Linked DNA regions of Mus musculus: region 2 is linked to region 1. A link is a loop called in an ENCODE intact Hi-C map of the cell type or tissue named here. Cell type or tissue: left cerebral cortex. All regions are shown on one strand. Each heading gives the region's core, and the rest is flanking DNA. Links, peaks and the distances in the headings are about the cores only. Region 1 has its middle 240 kb from the start of Gm35274. Region 2 has its middle 22 kb from the start of Gm35274.

Region 1 (12,762 bases), core at 2,892-10,891:
AAGCTGGAGAAACCAAATGCCTCTGAGTCATGGCAGTGGTAAAGGCTTCCCCATAAGGATCAGGCTCAGAACTGACAAATCCTTCCTCTAGTCTGTGTGCGAATATTGACAGTATGTGCAAAAGTTAGCAAATGCAACTCCCTCCTCTGGGATGATTGCAAACTAAGATTTAGCTCCTCCTCTCAATGCTGTAGAGAGAGAGAGAGGGGAAGAGGGAGAGGGAGGGGGAGGGAGAGGGAGAGGGCAAGTGGAGAAGAGGGAGGGAGGAGGGAGAGAGAGAGAGAGAGAAAGAGAGAGAGACCTTGAGGTTCAGTTTGTTGCTTAGTTGGTGTTGCTCCAACAGAGTGAACACAGCCCACCTGATCAATCTTCTCTATATATGTGTCTGTCCTTTCTCTCTACTTTCATTGCATCAGTCAGGTTTCTAGGACCAAGCCACATAGGACACAGCAATATTAAGTTATCAGTCCAAAGCCACCAATTTTCTGTGGCAAAATTGGAATACAGGAGATGAACTCTTTTTTTTTTTTCATACTGGTGGCTGTGAACAACATACAGGACTCTTAAGAGTATGTGTTGGACATAATACATAAAACAAGTTAATATAAATCTCCTTGGAAAAATATCCATGGAAACGATGAGACATAGGATGATAGAGACAATAATGACGAGAAAGAGTCATAAATTCTTATTGTGAACATCAGGCTGGAAATCTCAACAGAATCCCTAAAAAGAAAAGCTTAGGGGCTAAAGTCCAGAAAAAGCTATCTGGATTAAAGACACATAACTCTAAAAAGCTTGAAGTTATCCATTTTGCATAATAGGTTGATTCTTTATCATGTGCATGAATAAGTTATTTTCATTCCCAAATCATATATTAAAAGTTTTAATGAAATATTGCACTGAAATATTTTGGCATACAATAAACATGCCACCTCTGTCTACATAACTAAATAAGATATTCATGGGGAAGTTATTCATAGTTTGGATTCTATGAAAACACATCGTAGGGGTGCATAATTTGTTATTCTATGACCAAGGAGTAGACGAGGATGGCAGAAGTAAAGAAAAACTGAAGTGAAGCATGGGAAGTGAAAGAGTACTTGGGAAGATGTAGTCGATTGGATGATCTTAAACTTCTCCCTGTAAGAAGTACATTCTGAGAAAAAAGAAGTATGTAGCTCCTATCTCCACTTGGTCATTTGTTTATCTCACTGGGTGCCCATCAAGTTCCCACAACTCCAAGTTGAGATCATTGCTTCTGAAGCAAATAAACCAATACTAATTTATTTTACCAAAATCCAGAAATAAATACTTCAGAAGTGGTTTTTGATTAAATACTTTGTATTATTTTATTTTTCTTATTAAAAAAAGATTTATTTATTCGTTTTATGTAAGTACACTGTAGCTGTCTTCAAACACATCAGAAGAGGGTGTCAGATCTCATTAGAGATGGTTGTGAGCCACCATGTGGTAGCTGGGACTTGAATTCAGGACCGTCTAAGAGCAGTCAGTGCTCTTAACCGCTGAACCATCTCTCCAGTCCCCTATTTTTCTTATTTTTATGTTTATATTTTGAAGTTTTTCATTAAAATAAAATAATGTCATTAGATGCAGTAAAATCCTTCGACAAAACCCCAACACCCCTTCATGATAAAAGTTCTGGAAAAATCAGCAATGCATAAGATATACCTAAATGTAATGAAGGCAATTTACAGGAAGCCTATTGCCAACATCATATTACATGGAGAGAAACTCAATGCAATTCCGCTAAAATTAGGAATAGCACAAAGTTGCTCACTCTCTCCATATCTCTTCCATATACTACTTGAAGTTTTATCTACAATAAGACAACTTAAGGAAAGAAAAAGCCAAATGATCTTTATTTGCAGAAGATATTTGTATGCAAAACTGACTCTAAAAATTCCACCAATGAATTCCTATAGCTGATGAATACTTTCAGAAAAGTGACTGGATATAAGACTAATTCAGAAAAAAAAAAAAAAAAAAAGGAAAAAAAACCCAAAAATCAGTAGCCTTTCTATAAACAAATGACAAATGGACTGAGAAATAAATCAGGGAAGCACTACTTTTCTCAGTAACCTTAAATAATATCTTGGAGTAACACTAACCAAGTTAAAAAAAAAAAACTTAAATGATAAAAACTTGACGTCATTGAAGAAACAAGTTAAAGAGTATATCAAAAGATGGAAAGATCTCCTGTGCTCATGGGTGGGTAGGATTAACATAGAAAAAATGTCCATCCTATTAAAAGCAATCAACAGATTCAATGTAATTCTCATCAAAATTTCAGCACAATTATTGGTGGATCTCAAAAGGGCAAATATCAACTTCATATGGAAAAACAAAAGACCCAAGATTAGATTAAAAAAAAAATCCTGAACAATGAAAAAAAAAAAAAAAAACCAAAACCTTCTGTAGGTAATACTATCCCTGATTTCACAATGTTCTACAGAGTTAGAGTAATAAATACCACATAATATTGGCATAAGATCATCTGAGCTAAATGGAACTAAATGAATTGAAGAACCAGAAATAAATGCAAAAACCTATGAGCACCTGAGTTTTGAGCAAGAAGCTAGACATACACACTGCAGAAAATATCTTTAACAAATGTTACTGGTTAAACTGGATATCTGCATGCAGAAGAATGCATATAGATCAATTTTTATTACCAATGCACAGAACTCATGACCAAGTGTATCAAGGACCTCAAGATAGAAATATATTCACCTGATAGAAAAGAGCCTTGAACACATTGGCACAGGAGGTAACTTTTTGAACAAAAACACTGAAAACGAAGGCATTAAGATTAATAATTAATAAATGAGACCTCACAAAAACTGAACATCTGTAACACCAAGGATGCCATTAATCAGACAAAGTGGTAGCCTAAACAATAGGAAAAATTTTTTAGCAACTCCACATTTGACAGAGGACTGATACCCAAAATATATAAAAGCAATGAAACTAAATATCAAACGTCCCAAATAATCCAATTTAAAATGGGGTACATACCTAAACAGAATTCTGATTAGAAGAAATTCCAATAGCCGAGAAATAAAGAAATGTTCAACATCCTTAGTCATCAGGGAAATGAAAATCAAAACTACTTTGAAATTCCATCCAACATCTGTCAAAATGGCTAGGATCAGTAACACAAGTGTCATTTCATGTCAGAGAGAATATGGAGCAAGGAGACCACTCCTCCATCGCTGCGAACTTGTACAGCCACTGTGGAAATCACTACAGTGGCTTCTTAGAAATTTAGGAATCAATCTAACTCTAGAGCCAGCTATATATCTTTTTTTTTTTTTTTTTTTTTTAGTGTATACCTACCACATTTTCCAGCCTTAGTGTGAGAGCTTTTGCCTTGTTTCATATGTATTTTGTTTTGTTATCTTTGGTTGTCTCTTGGAGGCCTGTTCTTTTCTGAAGAGAAAGGGAGGGGGAGTGGATCCAGGAGAGAGGGGAACTGGAGGAGCTGGAAAAAGTAAGACAGTGTACTTGGGATATATGATATGTACAAGAGAAGAATATGTTTTCAATATTAAAAAATAAAATAGAATTACATTTCTCTTCCCATTTCTCCCTCCAGCTCCTCTCAGCTACCTTCTTTAGTACCATGGCCCCTTCAAGTTGATAGCATTTTTTCATTGATTATATGTGATGTGTGTGTGTGTGTGTGTACACAAAAATACTAAAATACCACCTACTGAGTCTGTTGCTGTTTGTTTCAAGATGGACAACAGTGCATCAGCCAACCAATAAAGAGACTTATCTCTTGGTGAAACTAGCTCCTCGTCTTCCAGAAGTCAAGTGTTGCCTATAGTTCTTTGTCTTGGGGTGGTGTTCCAAACCAGGAAACCCTTCCACATTAACATGTCATTGAGACTGCCATTGTGCTTGGTTGTGTAACTATTTCTAGGAGAGTTGTTTCACAGCAGACCTCTTGGTGTTCTGGTTCTTATATTCTATCCAAACCCTATTTCATAATGCCTCTTGAGCCAAAGCTTCAGGAGCTGTGATATAGATACATCCATTTGGCCTAGTCTCCTCAAAGCCTGTTGATATCTGCATTGTGTCCAGTAGTGGTCTTCTTCAATGCTTTCCATTGGCTATAAATAAACGTTTCTTTGATGAGGGGTGGTAAATACACTTACCTGTGAGAATAGGGATAAAACCATAAAATAACTGACAATAAATGTTAACAAGGTTGTGAAGAAAAGGGACACTATTTCACTATTGCTAGAATTGCAAATTGCTATAAATGAAATCAGTATGGAGAATCCCTCCAAACCAAACTAAACACCCTCAAAAAAAATCTATGGACCTAGCTATAACACTCCTTAGCAAACCATATGCCCAAGGGATTCAACATTGTACTTCACAGATACTTGGACAGACATGTTTGTAGATGCCCTATTTACAATAGCCAGTAAATGAAAGCAACATAAATGTCCAATAGATGGGTGGATGATGAAAATGTTGTATATATACACAACAGAATGTTATTCTGCTATAAAGAAGATGGTATAAAGAAAGTAAAATCATGAAACTTGAAGGTTAATATATAGACCTTAAAAAGGTTATACTGAGTGAGATAACCCAGACCCAGAAAAAGAAATGACACATGTTTTGTCTCATCTACAATTCCTAGGTCCAAATTCTTCAGATTGAGTATACTGTAGAAACTAGGAAAATTTAAAGCAACCACAGGTTGTGATAATGCAGGGCTCAGAGCAGAATATAGGTGATATGAACTGGGAGCTCCAGCTGTAGATGAAGGAGACATGTTACTAAAGCAGACAAAGAGGAACAAATAATATCAAGGTTTTTGATATTATCTTATCTTTGAATTGCATTTTAGAATTGCAGAGTTGACTTGCAAATATGTTTAAAATTCTTATTTAAAACTTTTCTATTTGAGAATGAATTTCATACTGCTTATGTGTTTTCTAATTTACCACTGCTCATTCACTACTACCCCTAACCTGGGTCTCCCACCTTGATATTCTTTTTTTTTTTCTAACTCTACTGTCTACTCAGTACAGTTTGTATATCCATAGAACATTCTACAGGAACATTTACAGCCCCTGAAGAAAACTGACACGTATCCACTCCAGCAGCCATTGACATTAGCTCCTTAGGTAGAATTGAGACTTCATGTGGCCCCCAACACCTATCTGTGAATTTTTGGCTAGCTTGATCATATATAGATCATGTTCATGTAGTTTCAACTATTGTGACTTCATGTGTGCAATGTTTCTGTCAGGTCTGGAAAATAGTTGTGTTGCAGACAATCATTGCATATGGCTCTTCAATCTTTCTGCCTTCTCCTTCTTGATGATTTCTGATACTTAGGTATAGGGTATATGATATAGCCATCACATTTAGAGATGGACACACCACAGTCTCTAATTCTCTGTATCTTGTTTCTCATTCCCCAACAAATATTTGTTAGCATGGTTGTAAGAATTAAATTTACTTTCCTAATATTAGTAGCAGATCCATAACTTGAAGTATTCATAATTTTCAGTTATTCAATTCAATCCCCCTTTTGTTAAAAAATAAACAAAGAGCTAAATATTACCATGTAATGAGAATGACTGTTTTATAGCCTTGAAAAGTGTTATTTAACTTACCATTTTCTACTGGTAAGTTAAGACTTTTAACTGGGACTTTGATAACATAATGAAACACCAGGTGAAACATTTCTCATGAGATAATAGCAACTACGATAAGGTCATTTAGCCTACCTTCAGTTTTCCAGTAAGGCATAGTTCAAAGACTGCCATCCATACAAGTAGTCAAGAACACCAAAGTCTTTCAAAACAAATCACTCTGCTTCTTCAGAAGTCTCAAAGTTTCCCTCAAATAAGAGTTTACGTGATTCTGATCAGTTGTGGACATGTTTAATTGTTTCTTGATGCTGTAAAGAATAAAGCATATTTAACAAGGGATGAGAGCAGCATCCATATATGTGTATGGGTCTTTTGAATGCAGTTGGGAGTTATATTGGTTTAGGAATATGGACATGTCAGGTTCTTCTCAAGATTTCATAAGCTTGCCAGTCATACATAGGTGCCTAGGTTTGTAGTACAAGGTATGACTTCTCTCCTATTGAATATGCCTCAAGTCCAAGTAGACAATTAAATGGCTATCAGCTATCCCAACATGTTCTGTTTGGCACCCATTCTCAGTTAATGGATTTACAATGCAGCCCTACATCTAAGCCTCAGAAAACATCACAAAATAGGGGATGTAAAATTTGTAAGAGTCATAGGTCCAACATGTCTATTGTCAGTGAATGTTGTTGGTGTTCCAACGCGGATTAGGAAAATCTCACAGGACTCTACACATAGATGAAAAGTTATAAGCAATTGATGACTGCTGAGGAAGAAATAATCAGTCATTTCCAGGGATAATCCCCACTATAGGTTTTCCAATCCTAATTTTCCAATGACTCAGCAGAGTGTGTGTGTGTGTTTTTTTTTCTGTGCTGCTTGGCTGACATGATTGCTACTTGTCATCTTCATGCTGTCTATCTATCTATCTATCTATCTATCTATCTATCTATCTATCATCTATCTATCTATCATCTATCATATATCTATATATCATCTAGATATAGAATGGTAGATATAAAAAGGATCCTACAGTATATCCAACATCCATTTTTGATGTAGGATAGTATCATTTGCAACACACATCATTTTTTTTTACCTACATTAGTTGTTGTGTTAGTGTGACACTATAGATGGACATCCCTAATCACCACCTATCATCTGTGTGTCGATCCTGCTGTAATTACTCAATCTAGATAACCCTAATCCTGCTTCTGCTTCATATGCTTGTTTCTTTGAAGACTCTGGTCATAACACGGACATTTCTGTTCCATATGCCCTGTAGCCTCTTCTGCTTCTTTCTGTGACCCCCTCATGATATTACTGGCTCTCTTCTAATCTGGAAGTATAATAAATGATCTTTTGACTATGTTGGCCTTGCCATGCTATAAACTACTTGTTTTAAAATTGACAAACTTCTTTCTTTCTTTCTTTCTTTCTTTCTTTCTTTCTTTCTTTCTTTCTTTCTTTCTTTCCTTCTTTCCTTCTTTCTTTCTTCCTTTTTTCTTTTGATTTTTTTGAGACAGGGTTTCTCTGTAGAGCCCTGCTGTCTTGGAACTCACTTTGAAGACCAGGCTGGCCTTGAACTCAGTAAAATTGACAAATTTCTTATGTTCAGGTTGAATTTCTGTCCTTACTGTGCTACTGGAATTGTAGTGAACATTCTATTCATATCTCTGCTTTTTCACTTATCTTTTCAACCATTCATCTGGAATAGATGGATGAATGGATAAAATATAATAGTTTGATACCAATTTAAGTCTACATAAAATAAATTGTTGGATTACCCTTCCTACACTTAATTTTGATTACTAAAGACTTATGTATATGATATCTTATTTCACTACGGATCTTTTATATTTTATTCTCAATTATATACTTAGAAAAGTATATTTTACTTTTAAGAAAAAATTTCCATGTTTCATAGTAACTTATTTTCCTTTTTATAGTTTGAGTGGATTTTTGTTTGATAAAACATTTGGTTGAGAATAAAATGTATTTTATGCTGACATATAATTCCAAGTACTGCTTGCTATGATTATCCCTAAATAAAATTAAATAGAGCTTCAACTGTCTTGTGATCTGACAAGACATGGGTGATTTGCATGTGAGATTATTCTAGGAGATGACAAGACGCAAGGGCAGTCTATTTTGGATGTTTGAGCTGGCAACACTCACTTCTCTGCTGGTCACACCTGCCATATGTTGGCTCCGCTTTTCTTCCAACTGTTTTCCTCCCTAAGAATGACTTCAAGGCAGGAGACATCACTTCCCACTTCTGGATCTGAGAAGTGTTAGTATTTGCATACCAAGCAATTTGCTTTTTGCTAAAGGATCTCAATGTGTGTTTTGATCCCAGGGTCTTTTCTTGGGGTAGCTGAGAAATTCATAAGTAAAGCCATTTTCTCCCAGTGCCAAAAAGCAAAATTCATTTTGCTTTCAAATCTATCACTGAGGTCTTCGGCTCCTAAGAAAGATTGGCATGCCTGGAGAATGAGATTGGGTTCTTTTGGGAGATGAAATAAGACTTTCAAGGCTATATTGTAGATAAAAATGTGAATTCTGCAGCATGAACTAGCACAAGGAACTTATATGTGATGGGCCATATTTGGAATTGAGCAAAGCAGATAGAAATAAAAACAAAGGTGTATTAGGGTAGCTTTTGTCACTGATCATGGTTTTGAACTGAAACATTGCTACAGTTTGAATTTCCCCCAAGCTAGAAATGAGCACTTTAGATATGGACTAAGATATTTCATACATTCCTTAAAGTAATTTTCTTTTATCATTTTTAGTATGTCTTTTAAAAATTCATTCTTCTTGCTACATATTAGTATGAAGCAAACTCTCAAAATCTCAGTTCTTGTGAATAAAAAGGAAACCATTAGAAGCCAAAATAGCTTAAATTTTTTAACTTGCAATGTTGAAATTATGAACATTAATATCAAGAGCCATTAAGCTGATCAGATGTTTTGAGCCTTTCTACAAAAGGTGTTTTTCTAGGGGATTGCTTATTCAAAATTGTTTCTATCTGTGTCGTAGAGTTATGCCTTCAGGTGAAATATGTCCATCATCTCAGAAAACAACGAGTAACAATACTTGGTGGGATTAATTATCTTAGACTTTAACAAAAATGCCTATGAGATATCAGGTATGTGTTGACATGTCTCAGCTTCCAAATAATTTATCATCTGAAAAGAAGGACAGACAAGAGAACAAGTCCAAATTGAGAAAAAGGGTATCTTTGAAAGACATAGTGATATAGGAAATGTAAATGTAATATGTTTTGAGTGCAGAGACTGTAGCCTCATACTTGAGCTATATAAAGAGAGAGCTGTTTAGAATATTTATTTACTTTCTATCAAGATTATTTGACAGTAGTAATAAAAAAGGGAGAAATTAAATCTAAAGAATGAAATATAAACTATATATGAGAAACCTGAACGCAGCAAAATGTAATAGCTATGTGGTTAGTAATCAGTCCTTTGCCTAAGATGGTCTCACAGCTCTGGGCTGTTCTACCACTGCTGCCTTGTGATATTCTTGAAGTCTTAGGAGAGTTAGAGGAACCAAGTTAGCATCTTTTCCTTGTAGTTCTGCAGCTGGGTACAGTTCTTTCTACCTCGATCATTTGTGCTATGAAAACTGGTTCAAGAGGATCTTGAAGTGTCCCAATTCAGGAACACTCCCCAGTCCAGGGTATATAGTGAGATCCTGTCCTGAAAAACTAAAAAGGACTTAAAAGTGCATGATTTTTATAATCAAGATGAGAAAGCAGATATCTTGTCTACCATGATTTGCGCAATCATGTCTCTTCTTATGTTTACTCAATGTAAAGAATGAGTAGTTGAAACATATATAAATCACACAGAGTAGCATCTGAAACACAGTGAACACGCAGCACCTATTGTATGTTGGCTCATCATAAATACTCAGTAAATCAGGACAATTACTCTTGAGTACCTGTAGTAATGTTAGAAAGAAAAACAACAATTCTTTATGGACATCAGTAATATATTGCCACAGTTGATATCTTCTGGGAATAGTTTCATAATATGAAAATTGTTGGAATGGAAGAAAAAAGAATGTGGATATTTTCATTAAAAAAAAAAGAAAAAGAAAAACACTTTTTGAAGGAGAGATTGAAGAAAATGGCCATCCAATAAGTGGCCCAGTCTGAGACAAATCCCATGTAATAGAGTGTATCTTTTACAATATTAATGTTACTCTGCTATGTTTGCAGATAGGAACCTAGCATAACTGTCTCCTGACAGGCTTCATACAGCAGTTAATGGAAACAGATAGAGAGACCCATAGCCAAACATCAGGCAGAGAAAGGGGAGTCTTAAGGAAGAGTCAACAAAAGAACTGAGGTAGCTGGAGAGATCAAGGATATGACAAGAAGCCGCTTTTCAGAGTCAAATAACCTGAGCCAATGAGTTACTGAACCATGAGCCCAGCATACTTGTAGCAAAAGTGCAGTTTGGTCTTATTTGAATCCCTTAAAAATTGAAGAGGGCCTGAGATTCTAACCCCATTAAAATTGGGCTCAGAGCTAAACAAAGAATTCTTAACTGAGGAATATCGAATGGCTGAGAAGCACCTGAAAAAAATGTTCAACATCCTTAATCATCAGGGAAATGCAAATCAAAACAACCCTGAGATTCCACTTCACACCAGTCAGAATGGCTAAGATCAAAAATTCAGGTGACAGCAGATGCTGGTGAGGATGTGGAGAAAGAGGTGGGATTGTAAGCTTGTACAACCACTATGGAAACCAGTCTGGCAGTTCCTCAGAAAATTGGACATAGTACTACCGGAGGATCCAGCAATACCTCTCCTGGGCATATATCCAGAAGATGTCCCAACCGGTAATTAGGACACATGCTCCACTATGTTCATAGCAGCCTTATTTATAATAGCCAGAAGCTGGAAAGAACCCAGATGCCCCTCAACAGAGGAATGGATACAGAAAATGTGGTACATTTACACAATGGAGTACTACTCAGCTATTAAGAACAATGAATTTATGAAATTTCTAGGTAAATGGATGGATTGGGAGGATATCTTCCTTAATGAGGTCACCCAATCACAAAAGAACTCACATGATATATACTCACTGATAAATGGATATTAGCCCAGAAACTTAGAATACCCAAGATACAATTTGCAAAACACATGAAACTCAAGAAGAACAAAGACAAAAGTGTGGACACTTTACCCCTTCTTAGAATTGGGAACAAAACACCCATGGAAGGAGTTACAGAGAAAAGTTTGGAGCTGAGATGAAAGGATGGACCTTCTAGAGACTTCAGCACCTGAGGATCCATCCAATAATCAACCTCTAAATGCAACACCATTGCATATGCCAGCAAGATTTTGCTGAAAGGACCCAGATAGAGCTGTCTCTTGTGAGGCTATGCCAGTGCCTGGCAAACACAGAAGTGGATGCTCATAGTCAGTTATTGGATGGAACACAGGGCCCCCAATGGAGGAGCTAGAGAATGTACCCAAGGAGCTAAAGGGGTCTGCAACCCTATAGGTTGAACAACAACATGAACTAACCAGTACCCCCCAGAGCCCCTGTCTCTAGCTGCATATGTAGCAGAAGATGACCTAGTCGGCCATCTTTGGGAAGAGAGGCCCCTTGGTCTTGCAAACCTTATATGCTCCAGTACAGGGGAATGCCAGGGCCAAGAAGTGGGAGTGGGTGGGTAGGAGAGCAGGGGCAGGGGGATTGGGAGGGTATGCGGGACTTTTGAGATAGCATTTGAAATGTAAATGAAGAAAATACCTTTTAAAAATTGGGAAAAAAATTGAAGAGGGAATATCTCTGACTCTGTTACCAACCATTGGCTCCCCTTCCCTTAACTGAACTGCCTGGTTGGGCCTCAGTGGAAGAGGATACTCTTAGGTCTACAATGAAGCAAAGTCCCAGGGTGGGTTGGTAATCAAGGGGGACTTCCTTTTCTCTGAGAAGGGGAGTGAGTGGGTAATGGTCAGAGAGTCTAGAAAGGTTGGGACTGGGAGGAGAGGCGGGACAGGGCCCACTATCAGGATGTAAAGAGAATAAACTTAAAAACAACAAACCAAACAAACAAAAAATTTGTTTTGAAAGCCAGACAATGGATGGGTTCAAATATTACGTGTTTCTTCATTATACTTTTCCTTGTGCCACCTGTTCAGATTGCTATATCTAAGGGTTGAGGAGCAACTGAGAGCACAGATATGAGCAACAATTTATAAATTAGGAAACTAGAAATGTTAGACATTTAAATTGTGATCTATTTGATGAAATTCTGATATTTAGAAATAGATACAGAGGAAAGGAAGGCACTAATTTCAGAATTACGCTTAGAATTATGATTTAAGTCCTTACTTCTCTCTCAATTGGATGAAACTTTTCTGAAGTGGCAAGTTTTGTGAGCAGTGCCTTGTCATTCATTCTCTGTAGTCTATGACCTCGGCCTCTGGGGATCCTGTGGGCTTATTCCAAAGTACATTCCTACCCGACTGAAAATTCTGCAGTAGTATAGAGCCTTGCAATCAGAGTTGAAGGCTTTGTCACCAACATGAATTCTTAAGAAAAAATTATCTCCAAATGTATGTAATTGTCCTTCCATGGAAGGCCATTTGAAATTTCTATTAAGCAAGCACAAATATTCTCTGAAAACCGGGATTAGATCTTCTTTGAAGGTCTGGTAGAACTCTGCACTAAATCCATCTGGTCCTGGGGTTTTTTTGTTTTTTGTTTTTTGTTTTTTTTTTGTTTTTGGTTGGGAGACTATTAATGACTGCTTCTATTTCTTTAGGGGATATAGGACTGTTTAGATCATTAACCTGATCTTGATTTAACTTTGGTAACTGGAATCTGTCTAGAAAGTTGTCCATTTCATCCAGATTCTCCAGTTTTGTTGAGTACAGCCTTTTGTAGAAGGATCTGATGGTGTTTTGGATTTCTTCAGGATCTGTTGTTATGTCTCCCTTTTCATTTCTGATTTTATTAATTAGAATGCTTTCCCTGTACCCTCTAGTGAGTCTGGCTAAGGGTTTGTCTATCTTGGTGATTTTCTCAAAGAACCAGCTCCTCATTTGGTTGATTCTTTGAATAGTT
Region 2 (12,762 bases), core at 2,794-10,793, 210 kb before region 1:
TCTTTTTTTTTTCATGAGTAAGTGAATGATAAGTAAATATATAACTTCCAACTGGGTAGACAGGCAAACTCAGCATAGGCTATTAGATGTTAAAGGAGAAGGAATTGTTTTCCTACAGATTTGTTTTTATGTGTGAAAAACACTGCAATAGGAGCATTTTAATTCGTTTTCTCTGTTCTGATAACTAGCATTCTATTACATGAATTGACATCAGGTAAAACTGGTGAACTGAGTTTCCTAGTTTGATGACCACTGCCACCAAAAGCCAGTAGGGAGCTATTGAAAGCACATGAGGAGACTTGAAGTCAGTTGTTTTCTGGGCTAGACAAAGAGATGTGTGTAAGGTGCTGAGAGGCCTTGGTAAGTTGCTTCTATGGCTGGAAAAAGATAATGGACCAGCTCCTGTCCATCATGGAGAATTTTTTTAAAAAGATCTCTTCTTGACATGAGACAGAATCATACTTGCCACCCTACCACAAAGATGGCAGGTGACACGTTCCACCTCTGCCCATAAAACTATGGAACAAAGGAGGTTTAGGAACCATTGCTAGGAATTTAGCTCTTTAGGAAGCTGGAATCTGTTTAGGAATATGTGGAGAAGGATCAACTATCACCATGGTGTGTGCTCATAGTGTGACTACAACACCTTTGTTGCTCCCGGTATCTGTGAACAGTAGAGTTCTATGGATCACATCTCCTGAGATCTAGGTCTGGAATAGGGGAGGTTACGAGGAAGAGGGAGAGGCAAATAAAATGCTTAATCAAAAGCCAACAAAGCACATGGAAGCCAGCAATAGTTACGACAGACTAAACCACAAATTGGTAAGAGAAGAAGAGAATTTGATTACTGCCGATGAGATTAAATTAATACTGCAATCTGGTCTTCCATGTTCAGTATGATCAAGACAAATATAACAATGATACTTGTTTTTTTTTAAAAAAAGAAGCCTGAAATTGAGTATCTAATTCAAGTATACCTAAAAAGAGAGGAGTGGTTGTGATGTGACAATACAAATATCTGATAACCTATAGTTGTTTAAATTAAAGCTAGTTAATACTGCATAAATACCTACTATCATATAGTTGGTGAAATAAAGAGTTGGAGAGTGTTTAGATATAATCCATCCATAGTATACACAGTAGGCTGTGAAAATCTGTCTGGAAAGAGGGCAGAAAGGAAGGTGACAGACTGAACAACTTCAAATCACACCTTTTTGTGACTTAGAAGCATGACAGACTGAGTGGGAGAGAGGCAGAACTCCACAGTGAGCCTCAGCTCATGAGTGTCTCCTAGCTAACTTCACAGGTGAACACTTTGCAACAGTCATTTCACCCCATTCTCACCAAAATCCGCAACTTGATAGCCCTTTTCTCACAGGCAGCTAATTATCTTGCTTCGTTTTACTGAGAGCATATACTTCATTAGCAGAGGCTTCACATATACACATCACAAACTTTCTCACCCCATCTGGATCAGGACCCAGGCTCCTGCCTCCTCCTCCTTTCATAGAAAGCCCACTACCACTTTTGAACACCAGCTGCCATCTTTTCTCATCCCTCTTGCAGTGCTCATCTGCCTCTGCCTTTCTGAAGTTCTCCTCTGCTGGACCATTCTCATCTGAATTCAGCATGCTATGTCTGCATGCTTCCTAAAAAATGTCACCAGTCCAAATAGAATACAAAGGACAATCAAGTTCAACTACATGCTCAAGAGTTAAAAGACATCAAACCTCAGATGAAACTTTTGCCTGAGGACCTTGAGACTTGCTGATTCCTTTGCCTAGAGCACTCTCAGATATAAGCACAGTTTTCTCTTCAGCTTCCTTGAGTATTTAGCAAGCCTGTGTTTTACACTTTCCTTATGTACAAATACAAAAGACTATCTTCAGCACATTTCTCCACTTGTAGATGCTTTACTCTCCATGTCACAACTTAAAAATGTAATTACCATTTTTATTTGCTTATGCTTATCTTCCTATACAAGCATCTAAGCCTTGTAAATAGAGTTTTAATATGTTCTTTTTTGCTGCTACAACCTCACAATCTGGACAATGGAAATGAATTGATGTTATCAGCAAATATTTGCAAGTATGTATACACACTTGTAGATATGTAGTCAAACTGTGCAATTCTCAAAGTAAGGGAGGACCCTGAGCTCTAATATGTACTTTATCTACAAAAGAATGACAAACCAGAATCATATTTCTCAGGAATCACTAGAGACATATGATGACAATGGGACTAGTGGTATTTCAAAACACTGTCAAAAATAATACCCTAGAAAAAAATTTGTGTGCAGTGAACTCCCAATCTCAGCATGCACACATGCAATGACTTGTTTAGCTGTGTGAATGAATGAATGAAATGACATATTTTGGAGGATGAAAAGCTAAAGTATTATGTCAAATCAAAACAAACTACATACAGAATGACAATCATCACATTTTTCCTTCCATTTCTGAAAATGAATAAGAAAATAACATGAAAGAAGAGGTTACAAGGATTTATTAGAGACTGGGAAGAAGGCACAGAGGAGTGAGGAGAGGGCAAGAAAGGACATAAAGGAGATGGACATCAAGACAGTCCAAAATAAGCATATGTGACATTGTCACAGTTAAATTTGCTTATTCTTTCCATGGGGTTGTATTCTACATTAAGGCACAATTAACCCTCTTTCAGGGAAGGATGTTCACATGACACCCTGGTGATCCTCCAGGAGATGACAATGAGGGTCATCTCCATTGAAATGTATCCCTTCCCAAAATGACAAAGCCTCTCTGGCATGATTTTAAAGATTGGTTGTTACTTGCATGGGAACATATATTGACATCCCACTTGAATGCCATCCATCAAACATGTCACTCTATAAGCAGCCTCAAGACTGTATGCTTCTTTTTTGAGTAACTGAAATTATCAATAAGATGAGTATAGTCAAACAGTTAGGAGTTTCCATTTTAAAATCCTCTACAGAAATGTCAAGACACATCATACAAATCTGCATTTGCTTTCTTTGCCATCAGTGAAGGTTTGCAAAGTGTGAAGTCTAGTCCTTTTTTTCTTCTGAAATCGGCATGTATAGCAGACTCTAAAGAATGAAAGTGTGTCTTTCTTCCATAATGAGTTTTGAATAAAGATTTGATAAACTTTTGAATCCATTTTTGAGTAATGCATAGTCTAAGGACAAGAGAATGTGGCTTGCATAGTATATAACTTAAAAAATAAATTAAAATGATTTTAAAATAATTGTAAAACATTCATTTTAGTACAATATTTAATAGATCATTTACAAACCAGTTTCTTGTTTACTTCACTTGATTCTTCTATATATGATTTATCTTAAGCCTGAGAAATAAAGCAAAATATTTTCAACCCATATTGAGTTTAAGATTTTTAACTAAAGTTATTTAAATATACAAGTTGTAAGGTGATTTCTTATTGTAGCACTAATGGGGGATGCATATGACCAATATTTTATATATACACGTTTGAAACTATTACAATGATGTAAGGGTCATCCTCAGCTAGGTCTGTGTTCCGGAGAGAAGGGGTGTTTGAGTGAGGTGAAACAAATGACTTGAAGTCTAGTTGTGGATTACAAGCTGGTAGCATATGTTCTGCTCAAGGCAGCTTTCCAGATTGCTCTCTCTCTGTATTCTGCTCGAAACAGTGTTTTAGACTGTTCTCTATGTTCTGTTCTACTCAAGACAGCTTTCTCTTACTATTTTAAAGCTCTGTGGATAGTTCATCTCTTGTAGACCAAAAGCCCAGTCTTTCATTTTGCATATCAATTCAGTCTTTACCCCAATTTCCTTTTTGATTATCCCACAAATCGGCATCCCAGGACCCAAGACCCTTAATTCTTAAGAAAAGATAGCAAGCACAGAAAGTAAGATAGCTGGGTGGAACCCTGCCCTGGATTTACCATTCTGACCATACCTGGACCTAAATTTGCTCCATCTCAGGCTGACCTTGAACTCAGGAATCTGCCTGCATCTGTATTGTCTGTCTTTATATCTTTCTGACTAGCTAGCTCATAGTGCAGCTGCCACTGTTCCTTTAGAACTGTGAAGCTTCTTATACAATTCATATTGCATCCTTATACTTTGCAGAGTTGAGAAATTATGTATTTTCAAACTCATGTTTTCAGTGTTCTTTCCCACAGCCTTAAGGGCTGTCATGAAGGTCATAGTGTTCTAGCATTTTGCTGAGACATACATAAGCCCTCGCCTCCTGGATTCCTGCTGTCTTTGATTATTATGGAGTAATTAACCTTAGCATTCCTCAAAAGAGGAATATAAAAATATGTGCACTATTATACAAACAAACCTTTTACCCAGAGCAACCATCAACACTAGTGAGGCCCATGCCCTGTTAGCTCTGTTCGAGGGACAGGAACCCTTCTTTTACAATGGTCAAGTAGTATTGGGCACAATGAAACCCTTTTCTGTACATAATTAATGCATGCTAATGTATAAGAATAAAATCTGCTTATTATCTTCTATTTGAAATTTTTAGAGTTTCTTCCAAAATATGTCATCAAAATGGTTTAATTTGTGTTTTTCTTTAAACTTGGAAAATTAGAGAGAAAGGCCTCTGTTTTGTGAGAACATTATCCAGTTGTCTGCAGACCTAGTCTTTTAAAGTACTAAATGTTCCCCACTTTCTTTTCCAAACAGAAATTAGAAGCACCCTGCTTTGTTAGATAAGAGCCTCAGTCTTCAGCCGGAAGACTTGATGATAGCCATCTTAGAGAACATTTACCAAAACATTTCTCTTTAATAGCTTTCAGTAACTTGCTTTCTCCCCATTGTTGTTTCGAATGCTTCTTTGGATGGACATCCATGATTAAAACACAGGATAACATTGAACTACAATAATTTATGGTCACACAGTTCTGGAAGTCACCTTTGTGACTGCTAGTCAAGGTTAATAAGAGGCAGGTCCTCTGTGATGTGCCTACTTCAAGGCAGAAGAGCTGGGGGAGGGATTTTGTTTGCTGTAGGGGTGGCATTTGTGATATATATGCTAATTAAGAAAACCTATTTTAAAGTAGCATTATGATTTCATTTCACATAATGTTAATCAATTAATAAATGCACTTAATAAATATCAGTGACTATTTAATGCCAAGTAGTGTACTGATTTTTTTTTTTAAAGAACCCACCATAAGTCTTTCTTCTAGGTCTTTCTCACATTCTGTCTCTATTGCAATTCCCTCTAGAATGACATGGAAGAAACTGTGTGCCATGTAAACTGTCATGGAGACCAGAGAATCAGGAGTGAGGAAGCTACACAATTGAGCCATCATCTAACTAAGCTTGAACTATTTCATTCTCCTCCAGAAACCAAGCACACTAATCCAGCACAACTTTCTAAAAGTCATTATGCTTATGGTATTTATAATAACTGACTAATGTGCAATACATGATTAGAAATTAAAATGCCAGTTACTTTGTGTACTGTAGCACCTGCTGTAGCTGGTGTTAGATGTCAAACCCTCTCTTAATTTAATAGCTACCTATTTTAATCAATCCTATTGTGAAAAAGCAATACACCTAGGGTGAGGCTATCTGTACATGTCATTATTAGTTCTAGCTAAAGTGCATATGCAAGTATAAGACTACAGAAAAATAATGGCCTATTGCATGGGGTTTTGACTCATCCTATTGTGGTATGCACTATGCTATATAAGCAGCATATCTTTTTAAAAAAATTCTAAAACAATGACAAAAGTAAAGTGTAGAGACACAATACAAAAATGGACTGAATTTGGAAATACAGCTGCCCCCAACGGTTCTCCCCAATGCCATAGACCGTGTGAAGGCAGCCATACACTCTCTGCTGTAGTTTCTATCATTCAGTATTGTGTGCTCCAGAAAAGGTTGGTTAGCTTAGACTTTTTTTTTGTCCCTTGGTGAAAGTGTGATTTTTTTTTCTATCAACATGTATTTTAAGCTGCTTCTTTTATGGGCAGCAATGATCTTTTCCTGAATCTAATTCCTGAGTAACATGTGAGCTCTGTAGGTTTTATTTACAAGTTTCTGAGTCGTGGCTACAGAATTAAAAATTAAAAAGGGAATCTTAGCAAGTAATTAATGCGTTGTTTACTGTGACACCGTTTCTCCGTGTTCTGAAGTGTGTGGCATGAAACACAAGCCCTTCCTTTGCAGTCAGTCCTCCAGCAATGGCAGAAACCAGAAGTCAGCCAATAAAGGTCGTCGGAGAAAAAAAAAATCAAAGACCAAATGCTACTGAAAGTCACATTTAGGCTGAATCAGAGAAAGGATCCGATTGTTCCAGTTCTTCAGATCCAGGCTATCTCTTTCCTGTCTCCGAGTTTAAAAAAAGATGCATAGGCTTGTTCACACCAGCCCACTTCATCATGATACTTTATTGTTCTAGAAATGGCTGCAACTATCATGAGCTGTAGGTCAAGGCCATAAATAGAAAATAGGAACCAGGCTCCTGTTCCTAGGCAGCAAGAGCTATGATTCCTTCTTTGCTATCTACGCCTTCTACTCTTATTCTGTGTCAATAGCAGGGGCAGAATCAATGCATGGATATTTTGGCTCCGTAAAAGAACTGGAGTGTATCCTGCTGCCTGATATAACTTTTTGTCTAGAATTTCAAGAGAGAAAGAGATTATCTGTGATAAACTATACCTTTGGTTCCACAAAGGTCCTACCCCAGGCTCAGGTGCTGAGGCCAAGTTCTCAAGTATATAAGACATTGGCGTATGTGGGTCATCACACAAGTCAGGCAAAATCAGACAATGGTAGTCATGGAACCAGGTCCTAAGAAAGTTTGATTTATTATCTGGGTAGGAATGTTAGAGATAAAGTCTATGCAAAAATGTAAAAGACTTCATAAGATTAGATAATTTTTTTATATTAGGCATTGTGTTGCATTGGGCCTCTTCTCATGGAAATTAGACTTGACACAAAACTAAGTAGTTCTGGGGCATTTCCTTGTTTTGTAGCATCCCAATCACTTCAAGGATAAAAACAATAAGTTTTAGGAATTCACCATATAGCCTTCCTGAGCAACTATATATACGAATGGATGCTCCTAGATGCTCCTTCAACACCTGTAGAAAGTTTATTTGTTTTTAAATAACACATTTTATTCCAATTACATCCCACATTGAATTAAAAAAAACACAGATGTGTGAAACTCATATATTAGTTTCAAGTGACATCTAATTAATTAAACTCTTTGCAAACAGATCCTAAATAGAACTTTACCTAAATATTGGCAATACAAGTTGAATTTCCCTTGAATCTTCAGTTTAAAACTCAAATGTTTCCAACTCACTGTGCCTTGAGAACAACATTGGGGTAATTTTGGAAATATGTTGTATTTAAAGACTTTTTAAAATCACTTTCTTAAAATTGTGACAATAGAATTATTTTCCTCTGGAAATTGATGTCTGATCTGTCTTTCTATGAGGTGATATGTCTCCCTGAGGCTAAACATTTGCTGGAATATGCCATCCCTTTAAATTTTTGCCTTTAGCCTAGCCATGCAGAGGGAGTCAATAGCTTCATAGAAAGGTTGAGTAGTGAAGCTATTTAAGCCCCATTTACCTTTCTTTATGACTGTCACTGTGAGATCGTTCTTAAACATCTGAAAAAGAAAACTCCAATGTACCACATGGAATTTAACAAGTAACTCCTAATGTAGCATAAGTGTGTTTGCCTCCACACTTAAATGCTCTGTAGTTACATTTGTGCCTTCCAGACACACCAGGACTGTGGGACATATGAAATCACAGAGACTGTGACACCACACACAGCTCTAAGCTGTATGGGGTCCTCCTGCTGAGAAAGGAAGCAAACATGAACCCGATCCCTAAACTAGCAGCTATCTCCAATTGACAACTACTTACAAATGAAAAATTAGTTTTGTCCACTGGAACCTTATGGACCTAGAAACCACATTTAAGGGAAGTGCCTTGTCCAGTAGTAGCTGGCCAACACAAAACTGACTGGGTATTTTTGGTGAATAATGCTTTTCTTGGGCATTTTTAAAAAACATTACTTTTTCATATTTACCATGGTTTCTGATTTTGTGTTATGAATTTTGTGTGCATGAGTGCATGTATGTGTGAGTGCATGCTTGTGTACATACATGTGTGCGTGTGTGTTTCTCCTGCTTTTTCTGTTTGCTTTGTTGTCTTCTTTTTCATTTGTTTTTCAATTGGCCTGTTTGTTTTTTAAAAAGAATAGGAAGGCTTGGAATTAAATGGGTGTGGAGGGGATCTAGGGGAAACAAGGGAGGGAAATTGTGCTCACAATCTATTGTACCAAAAAAAGCAAACTGTTTTCATTTCCATCAGAGATGTACAGAGCATTCTAAAATGAGGCAAGGTAGACTTACAACAAGGGCAGAAAGAATGGACTGCCGTGACTAGTGATGTTTTCAAATCTTTTCTTCTGTGATTCTGTGCACTTTGGAGTGTTTTAATATATAGCTTCTTCCTGAATTATAAGAACTTAGTTTGATATTATTCATTGGCTATCAGAAAAGCAAATCCATTGTCTTACTCATTATTCAAAATCTTCGTCTTTATGGTATGTTAGTGTGCTGAAGATTTTTTTTTATGTCAGCTAGACACAAGCTATTGTCATCAGAGAGGAGTAAGCCTCATCAGAGAAAATGTCTCCATAAGAATGGGCTGTGGGCAAGCCTGAAAGACATTTTCTTAATTAGTGATTGATGTGAATTAGTGATTGATGTGGGAGAGCCCATCCTGTTGTGATTGGAAACACTGTGGTCTGGTGGTCGGGGTATAAGAAAGCAGGCAGAGTGAATCATGTAGAGCAAGCAGTTTAGCAGCACTCCTTTATGGCCTCTGCATCAGCACCTGCCTCCAGGTTCCTGCCCTGCTTGAGTTCCTGCCCTCACTGCTTTTGATTATGAACTGTTATACAAAACTGTGTGTGAACTAAACCCTTTTCTCCCTAGGTTGCTTTTGGTCATGGTGTTTCATCACAACAATAGTAACTTTAACTAGGACAGAAATTGGTACCAGGACTGTGGGTATTCTTTTAATAAACCTGTCCTTGTGTTTTTGAGAGGTATGTAGAGGGTCTTTTGAAATTTGAGCTGGTAAAGACATTGTTTGTTAAAACTTTGTTGAACTATTCTGCAGAAGGGAGGGCTATAAGAGAACACTAAGAGAAATGTAGAAAATGGAGGTCTGTCTTATGAAGTTCCACAGGGCAGTTTGAGAGTCACTTAAAGAATCTATCAGGGCCATTGCATATTTTGAATAAAGAAAGGGTCTGTGATTCTGTTCAGCTGGGGATGAATCTTCAGATGTGATTAATAGGAGACCAAGACCATTGAAAAGGAACCTTTGCATTACTGGTTACTGGGACAATTAGTGCTGGTTAGCTGAAACTGAGAAGTTAGTGGTAATTAAGAAAAGACCAGCATCACTGAGGCAAAATATTCTGGGGAAATATTTCCTCAGAGTCAAAATGCACAGTGCCTGTGTTCTGGATGGAGGTTGGGGGTGTCAATGTTGTATCACAAGCTGGCAGCCAGAATTGCTAGTTTAAGAGTTACCCAGGAGGTACTAGATTTGACAACATGAAGGAGTCATGGAAAGCAATTTTCTCTTGGCACTGTGAGACCCCAGAAAAGGCAATTAGGGATAGTCTAGTCTCAGTGGCAGTTGAAGACTCAGGACTGAAGGGGCCATATAGAGAGTACAGTACCATTGAGTTCAGATTGGCATTAGGAAGAGAGTCTATGAGAGGCCTTGGTTGAAAGTGGAGCCCAATTGCAGCAGAAGATCCCAGAATTTTGGAGATACTAGTACAATGGGATGGCCATGGAGAAGTGCAGCAGTGTTGGTGTGGAGCCAGAAAAAGCCTAGAAGACAAGCTCCCTGTCCTGCAGAGGGAGGAGCTTGAGATAGGACATAAGGCCATTGGAGAAGCCCAGAAGAGCAGGAGAGAATCTCAACCATTGGCCAGTGAGTTATTTACACTGTTGTAGTTCATTTTTGCTTTGCTTTGTTTGTGACTGTACCCTGGGTCTTCCCTCTTGAAGTAAGAAAATATTTAATTTATTTGTTGATCTTACAGAGCCCCATAGTTGAGAAGTATTCTGTTTGAAAAGACATTGGATATTTAAAAGAGACTGAATTTTTAAGTGTTTTAATATTTAAACGTTGTGGGACTTTTTACGTTTGTAAGATGTTTTTTATTGCAATATCTTTATTAATGTGTAATCTTGGAGATAAACAATAAAGGAAAGGTTATGGATTAATAGTGTTAAGTTTGTGTGTCAAATTGACAAAGGATCAGTTGTGCTAGCCAGTTTTCAATCAACTTGACACCAGCTAGACTCATCAGAGAGGAGAGAGAAAGTGTCAGGTGAGAAAATAACTTGGTAACACTGGACTGTAAGCAAGTATATAGGGCATTTTTCTTAATTGGTGATTGATGGGGGAGAGGCCAGCCCATTGCCACTCCTGGGCTGCTATTTCTGAGTTCTGTTAGAAAGCATTCTGAGCAAGCCATATGGAGCAAGACAGTAAGCAGCATCCCTCTATGGCCTCTACATCAGTAGTTTGACTCCAGGCCCCTGCCTTCTTTGAGTTTCTGTCTTCACTACCCTCAATGATGAGCAGTGATGTGGAAGTGAAAACCAAATAAACTCTTTCATTCCTAAGAGGTATTTGTGCAGCACTAAAGTGTGAAAAAAATGAGTAATTTGTTACAAAATATTATTAAAAACCCTATCTTTGAAACATAGGTTCAATTCCTCATCTATAACTCTGAACACTACCGCTTAGGCAATCCAATTTTAACTTAATATTTCTGCCTTCTTACTATAGCCCTACTCCAGGAAAATGAATTGATTTTTGTTTCTTCCTTTGACTAAGAAAGTTGAAAGAGGCTCTACAGAGCCACAGCAAAACAAGAGTATGACTTTCCTGACAGTCTGTCGAGTCAGTTTCAGTCTGGCTTTTGTTAGAAACCTTACTCTCAAGATGTGATTGAAGAATATTTCATCAAAGGATGATTTAATGCTGTGAACAGAGCAATAGGATCAGCTAAGAGAAGAAAAACTCCCAGAATCTACCCTAAGCTAAAACAGCAAAGACTCACAAGGTTAGAGGTGAAGAGTGTGGTCTGGTTGAGACCTGCTAGGGTTTCCAGGGTCATGGACCATGGAACAATCACCAACCATAGAGTACATATGGTGGGACTCATGGTTCCAGTTGCATATGTATCAGAGGATGGCCTAGTCTGTCATCAATGGGAGGAGTGGTCCTTGGTTCTGTGAAGGCTCTATGCCCCAGTGTAGGGGAATGCTGGGCCAAGAAGCTAGAGTAGGTAGGTTGGTGAGCAAGGGAAGAGTGTTTTCAGAGGGGAAACCAGGAAAGGGGATAACATTTGAAATGTAAATTAAGAAAATATCTAAGAACAAAAGAAAAAAAAGAAATTGGACAGAGATACGTGGCTAGTACTAAAACTGGGGGCAGTTTATTAAGTAAAAAACTATTAACTAGAACTTGGGAGAAAACAGCTTAACTGTGCCTGTGTCATATGAACTTTGGTCTTTATACATTATAGATTATTTGCATAGTGTGCTGTTACTGTGCATGCTCTGTCTGGTGCTTTGGAGGCATGCTGGGTAAAATTTCAAGTCTTTTTCTCTGTCAAACATTTCTATATGCTAATTCTGACCTCACTCTCTGTTCTACCCACCTGCTAGTTACAGCTCAGTTGGAATTGGACTTTATAAGAGCTTCAAAAGTCTCAAGAAGTTGTGACCCACTTAAGGTCTAGTATAATAGAAGGTCGGGGAGTTACTAGTCTAGCCGACACTTGTTCCCACCATTCTGTGGACCTGCTGATGCCTCCCACTATTTAAACCCCACTGGAAGTGAGACTAAGGGCTTAGCTCCCTGGTAGTACAGCCTAGAGAACTCAGCTTCATCTGCACACAGTGTATGTGATACATGGAACAGGTGGGACAAGAAAAACAAAAAGCACTACCCTGAAAGTTAAGTTAGCACAATGCAGGAGAATAAAGCCTCAGTCATGGACTGTGCAACCAAAGATATACAAATTTGAGTTTGGGTTTTTACAAGATCAGTAGAGTGATACTAGGCAAGGTATTTAACTTCCCCAAATTACCCCCCCCCCGTGCATTATAAAAATAGCATAACCTACTTTTGAAAAATTATTATTGTTAAACTTTTTTTTTAGAAGATAGAAACTTATAATCATGTTTTATTAACTCTACGACATATCATACTGGTTTGTGTTGTTCACTAGAAGTTTGTTTCTATCTGCAAGATCAGTCTTTATATGAAATAGATTCCTTGAAAGATTTGTTTAGTAAAGATGAGATTGTTTCAAATGAGCTTAGGCCCTCCATCTAAGGACTAGTGCTTCTATAAGGAGAATTTTCAAGGAAAAAAGATGAGACATAAGGGGAGAGAATTCTGTGTGGTGATGGGGTCAGAAATGGGAACAATAAATTCATAAGCAATGAGTGAGAAAAGCTGCAAGTAGGCATCAGAACACAGCAGAAATGTAAGTACGAGTTCTTCCTTAGGGTCTTCAGGGGAGCAATTCAGTCTCCACACTGTGCTAATAAAGTCCTGTTGTGGTGGTGCTCTATCATTCTAGGATTACAATATGATCTGCACCCCACACCCCACCATTAACACTTTTGAGACCAATACATATCTGTAAATAGACAGCATTTGAGACTGGCTGCCAACCAGGCAAA

What was found. Hi-C counts contacts between places; a loop is a spot of excess contacts. Peaks named below come from ENCODE experiments on the same cell type or tissue, not always from the same donor. Only the 100,000 strongest peaks of a DNase experiment are listed, where the experiment ranks them.
Region 2: a loop joins it to region 1, with 14 times the contacts of the local background. A loop is called at or near these places in 2 of 42 quality-filtered maps.

What each region holds. Positions count from the first base shown.
Region 1 is chr12:97,496,721-97,509,482 of GRCm38, reverse strand. No RefSeq gene overlaps it. Among named protein-coding and RNA genes, the nearest start is that of Gm35274, 240 kb to the left of the region's middle. In left cerebral cortex, for the core only: no CTCF peak of the experiment used is centred there; a DNase peak (open chromatin) is centred at 7,843; H3K27ac peaks cover 1,203 bases.
Region 2 is chr12:97,711,616-97,724,377 of GRCm38, reverse strand. No RefSeq gene overlaps it. Among named protein-coding and RNA genes, the nearest start is that of Gm35274, 22 kb to the left of the region's middle. In left cerebral cortex, for the core only: no CTCF peak of the experiment used is centred there; DNase peaks (open chromatin) are centred at 3,638, 5,885 and 6,392; H3K27ac peaks cover 1,384 bases.